Regions from separate parts of the Homo sapiens genome. Here region 2 is linked to region 1. A link is an interaction called in ENCODE POLR2A ChIA-PET data of the cell type or tissue named here. Cell type or tissue: HepG2. All regions are shown on one strand. Each heading gives the region's core, and the rest is flanking DNA. Links, peaks and the distances in the headings are about the cores only. Region 1 overlaps LOC105378316 (a long non-coding RNA gene). Region 2 overlaps BICC1 (BicC family RNA binding protein 1).

Region 1 (2,804 bases), core at 198-2,697:
ATTAAAAAAACAAAGAACTTATACAAGCAATTCCGCACACAAAAATTTGACAACCTAGAAAGAAAAAATGGACAAATGCCTTGAAAACCAAAAATGCCAAAACTCACCCATAATGAAACAGATTATCTGAATAATAGAATAATACAAAAAATTAAATAAATTGAATTCATAGTTTAAAATCTTCTGGAAATAATTCATCCAGCATTTCTATTTGTTTATATTGGTAAGATTTCAGGTTATCTTAGCTCATATATTACCAGCAGTGAAACTCTAAGTTGTTCTGTTTAGTTTTTTAAGCCAATTTGAGTTGAGTTTTCTGTTATGTGAAGAAACAGAAAATAGTGTTATCTCCCAAAACACATCAGAATTTCTAATATTAACCAACCTGTACCCTTCAGAGGACATTTTGATGTTTCAGAATTCTAAAAACACCGTTAAGTTTGTGGAGCTCAAAATAGTATTATAGCTGTTGAGTGTCCAAATACAATACTGAAGTGACTCCGAGAAGTAATTGTAGGAAGCCTGGAAGCAGTGGTAGCCCTAGTAGTAGTAGAGTAACAGTACTTGTGGGTAAGAGATATTAAGTACTTATCTGTGGCACTCCACGAAGAACTGAATATATGAAATACCACTGTACAGTTTTATACATGAGTAAATGGAAATACAGACAATAAGACAAATAAATAAAAACACAGATAAAGTACCACGTAGAATTTTCTGGAGAATAGTTTTCTTCCCAGCCTACAGCCTGGTTGTGCTCCTCCTGCTCTGGAGAAGAATGGATTTAAAAGAATTGTCATTTTTCCCCACCCATAGGAAAATAGCTGAAACAATACATATTTAGTTTCCCAGGGAGTGCTTCCAGCATGAGAAAAACCAAGTTATGGCAGAATCAAGAACCTGCCAATACCAAAAGTGAGCTTTGTTCTCCAGCCTGGACCTGCCTTTTTCATAAATTAGCCCATAGATTCACCATCTGTATTTGCACGCACACACACACACACACACACACACACAACTAGCCAGGAATGGATGCACAGTGTCTATGGCAGAGAGCTCCCAGCTTAACAGGAGGGCTGTATCAATGAGATGGTCAGTCTTTGAGCTGATACAACAATAGTCTTCAAAAAGAACATGCACATTCCCCTTGTTCACTTATTGAAACAGAACCTTGAAAGCACTGCTATGCAGTGTCTCACAGTATGCCCATAAACTTTTGCTAATTTCAAGAAACTACTGCCATTAATCTCCTCAAATTTGATAGGAAAAAAATTATATACAAGTGGGCCGGGCGTGGTGGCTCATGCCTGTAATCCCAGCACTTTGGGAGGCCGAGGCGGGTGGATCATGAGGTCAAGAGATTGAGACCATCCTGACCAACGTGGTGAAACCTCGTCTCTACTAAAAAAAAAAAAAAAAAAAAAAAATTATATGCAAGTGAACTGAAAAAACAAACAGATGAGCACCATTTATTTCTACACTTTCTCCATTCTAATGAGGCAATGGTCCAAGAAACCACATTCCTGCCCTTGTAAATCAACTGCCAACATGAATGTGATTCTTCAGCTATGAGAAAATGTCTTCTAAAGGGTACAGGTTGGTTAATATTGGAAATTCTTGTGTACTTTGGGAGATAACACTATTTGCTCTGATAAGGACTAGTACTTTTTTCTTCCTTTTTATCTGGACATGTCAAGAATCAGTCATGTCATTTTGCATTTTTCCTTTTTCTTCCTCTCACCCTTGCCCCCTTTGGGATTCATGCCAGTAACATGTTTTCCTGATACAGCAGTGAATGTAATCCAGTATTGACATTTCCTATGTTAAATAAAAGTTTGAGACTTAGGAAAAGTACACATTTAGGAATAATAAATAAAAGTTTCAATGTGGAGCAGCTACAAAGCAAGAGTATACTAACCGTACCAATCCAAGTGTATAGCTTTATGACTTTTAAATCTCTTCTTGTAAATAAATTCCCTAGTGTTAGGGTTTACACTTCAAATGAAAAGAAGATGGGTGGATAGAAAGAAAGAAGACAGAGAGAGGGAAAAAAGGAAGGAAAGAAGGAAGGAAGGAAGTTAGGAAGGAAGGAAGGGAGGGAGGGAAGGAGGGAGGGAGGGAAGGGAGGGAGGGAGGGAGGGAAAGGAAGAATGCAGGCAAGTGAGGGAGGAAGGGAGAACTCCAAGTGCGGATTCAAGGCACTTGAGGGAGTAAGCCAACTCTGAATGGCAAAAAAATAAACTACAGCTAACTCTGGAATTTCCAGCTACCTATTGGTTACTGTTTGGAGAGAATTATTGACAGATGGATGTTTACTCTCAGCAAAAAAGCTCCTGTTTTATGAGATTGGTGAGCTTTATGCCTGGAATACAGATGGTTATCAGTAAATTTTTAGTAAATGAATGAGTGAGTAAATGTACAAATTTCTTTTTTTATGTTCATAAAACTGAAGCCTACAGATGTTTAGTGAGTTGCCCAAAGTCATATAGAAATTCCTAGGTGCTTGAAGTATTCTAGATGGAAAATTTAAGAAAGATCACCAATTCAGACCTAAGAGATCTAGATTCTTGTTGTGAGTTTGTTTTGTCATTTCACCTCTCAGGACCTCTACATTGCAGAAGGCAGAGACTCATCTATGTTGTTTTCTCTTGTACCTTCAATGCTTAACACAGTGTTTGGCATATACTAGATGCTCAATAAATATTTAAATACTTACCATTTTCCCATCTGTAATATTTAGTTTGCCTGTATGAAAACTGAGGAGGTTGGCCGTAAGGCTTTCTGAGTGCGTCTTCCAATTCTAC
Region 2 (2,804 bases), core at 33-2,532, 160 kb before region 1:
TGGTGGCTCACACCTGTAATCCCAGCACTTTGGCAGGCCGAGGCGGTGGATCACCTGAGGTCAGGAGTTTGAGAACAGTCTGGCTAACATAGTGAAATGCTGTTTCTACTAAAAATACAAAAAATTAGCCAGTCGTGGTGGCGTGCACCTGTAATCCCAGCTACTCAGGAGGCTGAGGCAGAATTGCTTGAACCTGGGAGGTGGAGGTTGCAGTGAGCTGACATTGCGCCATTGCACTCCAGCTTGGGCAACGAGAGCAAAACTCCATCTAAAAAAAAAAAAAAAAAGAAAAGAAAAAAAAAAAAGAAAAAGAAAAGAAATTCCGCCCCTAAAAGTTATTACATTTATTCTGCATATGATACTGGATCTCAAATATCCTTGGCTTTCTCCTCTGTACTTGTTCATCAATATACTGGTGGTTAAATGCTAATACCAGAGTGTGCTAAACTGATAGTGAATGATTTCAGGGAATCTTTTATACAAATGGAACCCAATTTTCTATTACTTGCAAAATTTGAATCATTTGTCTCTTTTTCTCAGAAGTTTTCATGTGATTTCCATAAAACACAGCCAAAAGTAAACCACAAAGTCGAAACTTCCAACTGTTTTCCTGGAAAATACATTTTTTTTAAACTGCATATCATCAAAAGTTCAGAACTTAATTAAATGATGCCATTTATTTTACAGCTGTCATTCTGAACTTGGCAATTTTATCATTCAGAATGTAATGATGGCATCACAATAGCTGAAAACTCATGTTTCAAAGCATAGTTAAAAGTTAATCTTGCTAGGAATGCATTTATCATTTAGGAAGGTAGTGGAAAAAAGTAATAATTTGTCCCTTACCTGGCACTAATGAAGTCAGATGCTGCAAAGCAACTATACTGCAAAATGTTTGGTCACCCTGGCTATCATTTTTAATTCTCATCCTCTTTGAGTAGACAATTGTATTAGTTTGTTCTCATGCTGCTAATAAACACATACCCAAGACCGGGTAATTTATCAAAGAAAGAGGTTTAATTGGCTCACAGTTGCACATGGCTGCAGAGGCCTCACAATCGTGGTGGAAGGCAAATGGGGAGCAAAGTCATGTCTTACAGGGCTTGTGCAGGGGAACTCCCATTTAAAAAACCATCAGATCTCCCAGACTTATTCACTATCACAAGAAAAGTATAGGGGAAACATCCCCCATGATTCAGTTATCTCCACCTGGCCCCACCCTTGACACGTGGGGATTATTACAATCCAAGGTGAGATTTGGGTGGGAACACAGCCAAACCATATCAATAATGAATAGAAACAATATGATCTCCTAACTTTTAGATTTCAAATCCTTCTACATATCCTCTAAACCTTTCACTTAAAGAATTTTTAAATAACTAGCTCAGATGAAGTGATATCTATCTATCTATCTATCTATCCATCTATCTATCTATCTATGTAAAACCTTTAATCTGTTTTCTGGGCTATATGAGAAAAAAACAGTCTCCTCTGTCCTTTATTCTGCCTTTGCAAAGGCAATCAGTTGGTTCTTTCTGCTGGAAATGCCTATTTTGTCTCCATTAGGACATTCAGGTCATGGAGTCACAGGTCTGGAAGGCATCTTAATCTAATCTAAACTGCCCCCTGCTCAGAAACTGTGCCACAAAGCCTTTCCTCACTTCACCCAACATACTAGTTAAATTCCTTTTACCTAGTCCTCAAAACGCACCTCAAACACTTTCTCCCAAGAAATCCATCTTCCCTGAGTCCTCAGAATAGGGGAAAAAAAAAAAAATCACTCCCTCCGTTTCCTCCATTGTAAAGCTCTCGCCACACTGGATGGCACTTCTGTGCCACTTCTCCTCTGGAGTATGCCCCTCTTGAGGAGAGAAGCCATAGGGCCACCCTTCCCCCTCTGTAGAACTGTACATGGTATAGTGTCTGGCTCAGAGGGAGGGCAATAATGTCTCATGAATGGCGTCCTTAGCAGCTCTGTGAAGCCTGCACACATGCATGCTAACACCATCTTACAAGCATCTTTTCCCTTCAGAATAAAAGCTCTTTGAAAGTTAAAATTACTTCTTCTTTAGTATTCTCATGGAATTTAGAAGAAGGCAGGATAATTTTTGGATTCCCAGATTATGAGGTAGCCCATCATATTAATATATGAAAAGGACAACAAAGTGATATTCAAATGAGAAGACACACATACCCACTTTCCAACTACATACCGAAAACTATCACTTCCTTGATCTTGTTAATACCTTCCCCTCTCAACATACTGACTGAAGCCAAGAAAAGCTTAGGCTCTGGAACCTACCAACCTAGGAAGCTTCTCAAAGAGCACCTCCTACTGATTTACACATGAATCATTGTTTTACAAATGCCAATAGGAAAACATAACAGGAAGAAGTTCTATTTAAGAAAACAAACCCAAACAACTTTGGGTTTAAAGTGTTCTTATTCACTGGAGATTAAGGTTTCCTGGTAACTCCAGAATAAACAGGCACGTGGAAATTGAAGCTGGTTATTTTTCTGTTTTGTTTTCTTCTTTCATAAAATTAGTGATGAACTCAAGAAAGAGAACCAAGCAGGAAACACAGAGGCCTCTATATTTTGCTTATTGTCAGTTACAACTTTGGCTAAATTCCCTCCTTCCCTACTTATCGGTACTTTGCCCATTGAGAAGCAGAAAATTTGAATAACTGGATAATCCAGGGTGACAAAAGTAACAAAAGTAGCAAATGCTAAGAAGAAAAGCCATATGTACACATTTCTTGATAATTTTGATTTCACAAAAAAAAAGAAAGAAGAAAGATAAT

The links. ChIA-PET counts read pairs that join two places held together with the same protein. Peaks named below come from ENCODE experiments on the same cell type or tissue, not always from the same donor. Only the 100,000 strongest peaks of a DNase experiment are listed, where the experiment ranks them.
Region 2: POLR2A ChIA-PET joins it to region 1 with 5 read pairs; 4 of 35 experiments call an interaction of 5 or more read pairs at or near these places.

The regions. Positions count from the first base shown.
Region 1 is chr10:58,467,595-58,470,398 of GRCh38, reverse strand. LOC105378316 (a long non-coding RNA gene) reads right to left here. Exons shown (of 5, transcript XR_945984.3): 3 at 2,717-2,804. Among named protein-coding and RNA genes, the nearest start is that of BICC1, 44 kb to the left of the region's middle. In HepG2, for the core only: no CTCF peak of the experiment used is centred there; DNase peaks (open chromatin) are centred at 1,598 and 2,288.
Region 2 is chr10:58,631,479-58,634,282 of GRCh38, reverse strand. All of the region lies in intron 2 of BICC1 (BicC family RNA binding protein 1), which reads right to left. Among named protein-coding and RNA genes, the nearest start is that of BICC1, 120 kb to the right of the region's middle. In HepG2, for the core only: no CTCF peak of the experiment used is centred there; no DNase peak of the experiment used is centred there.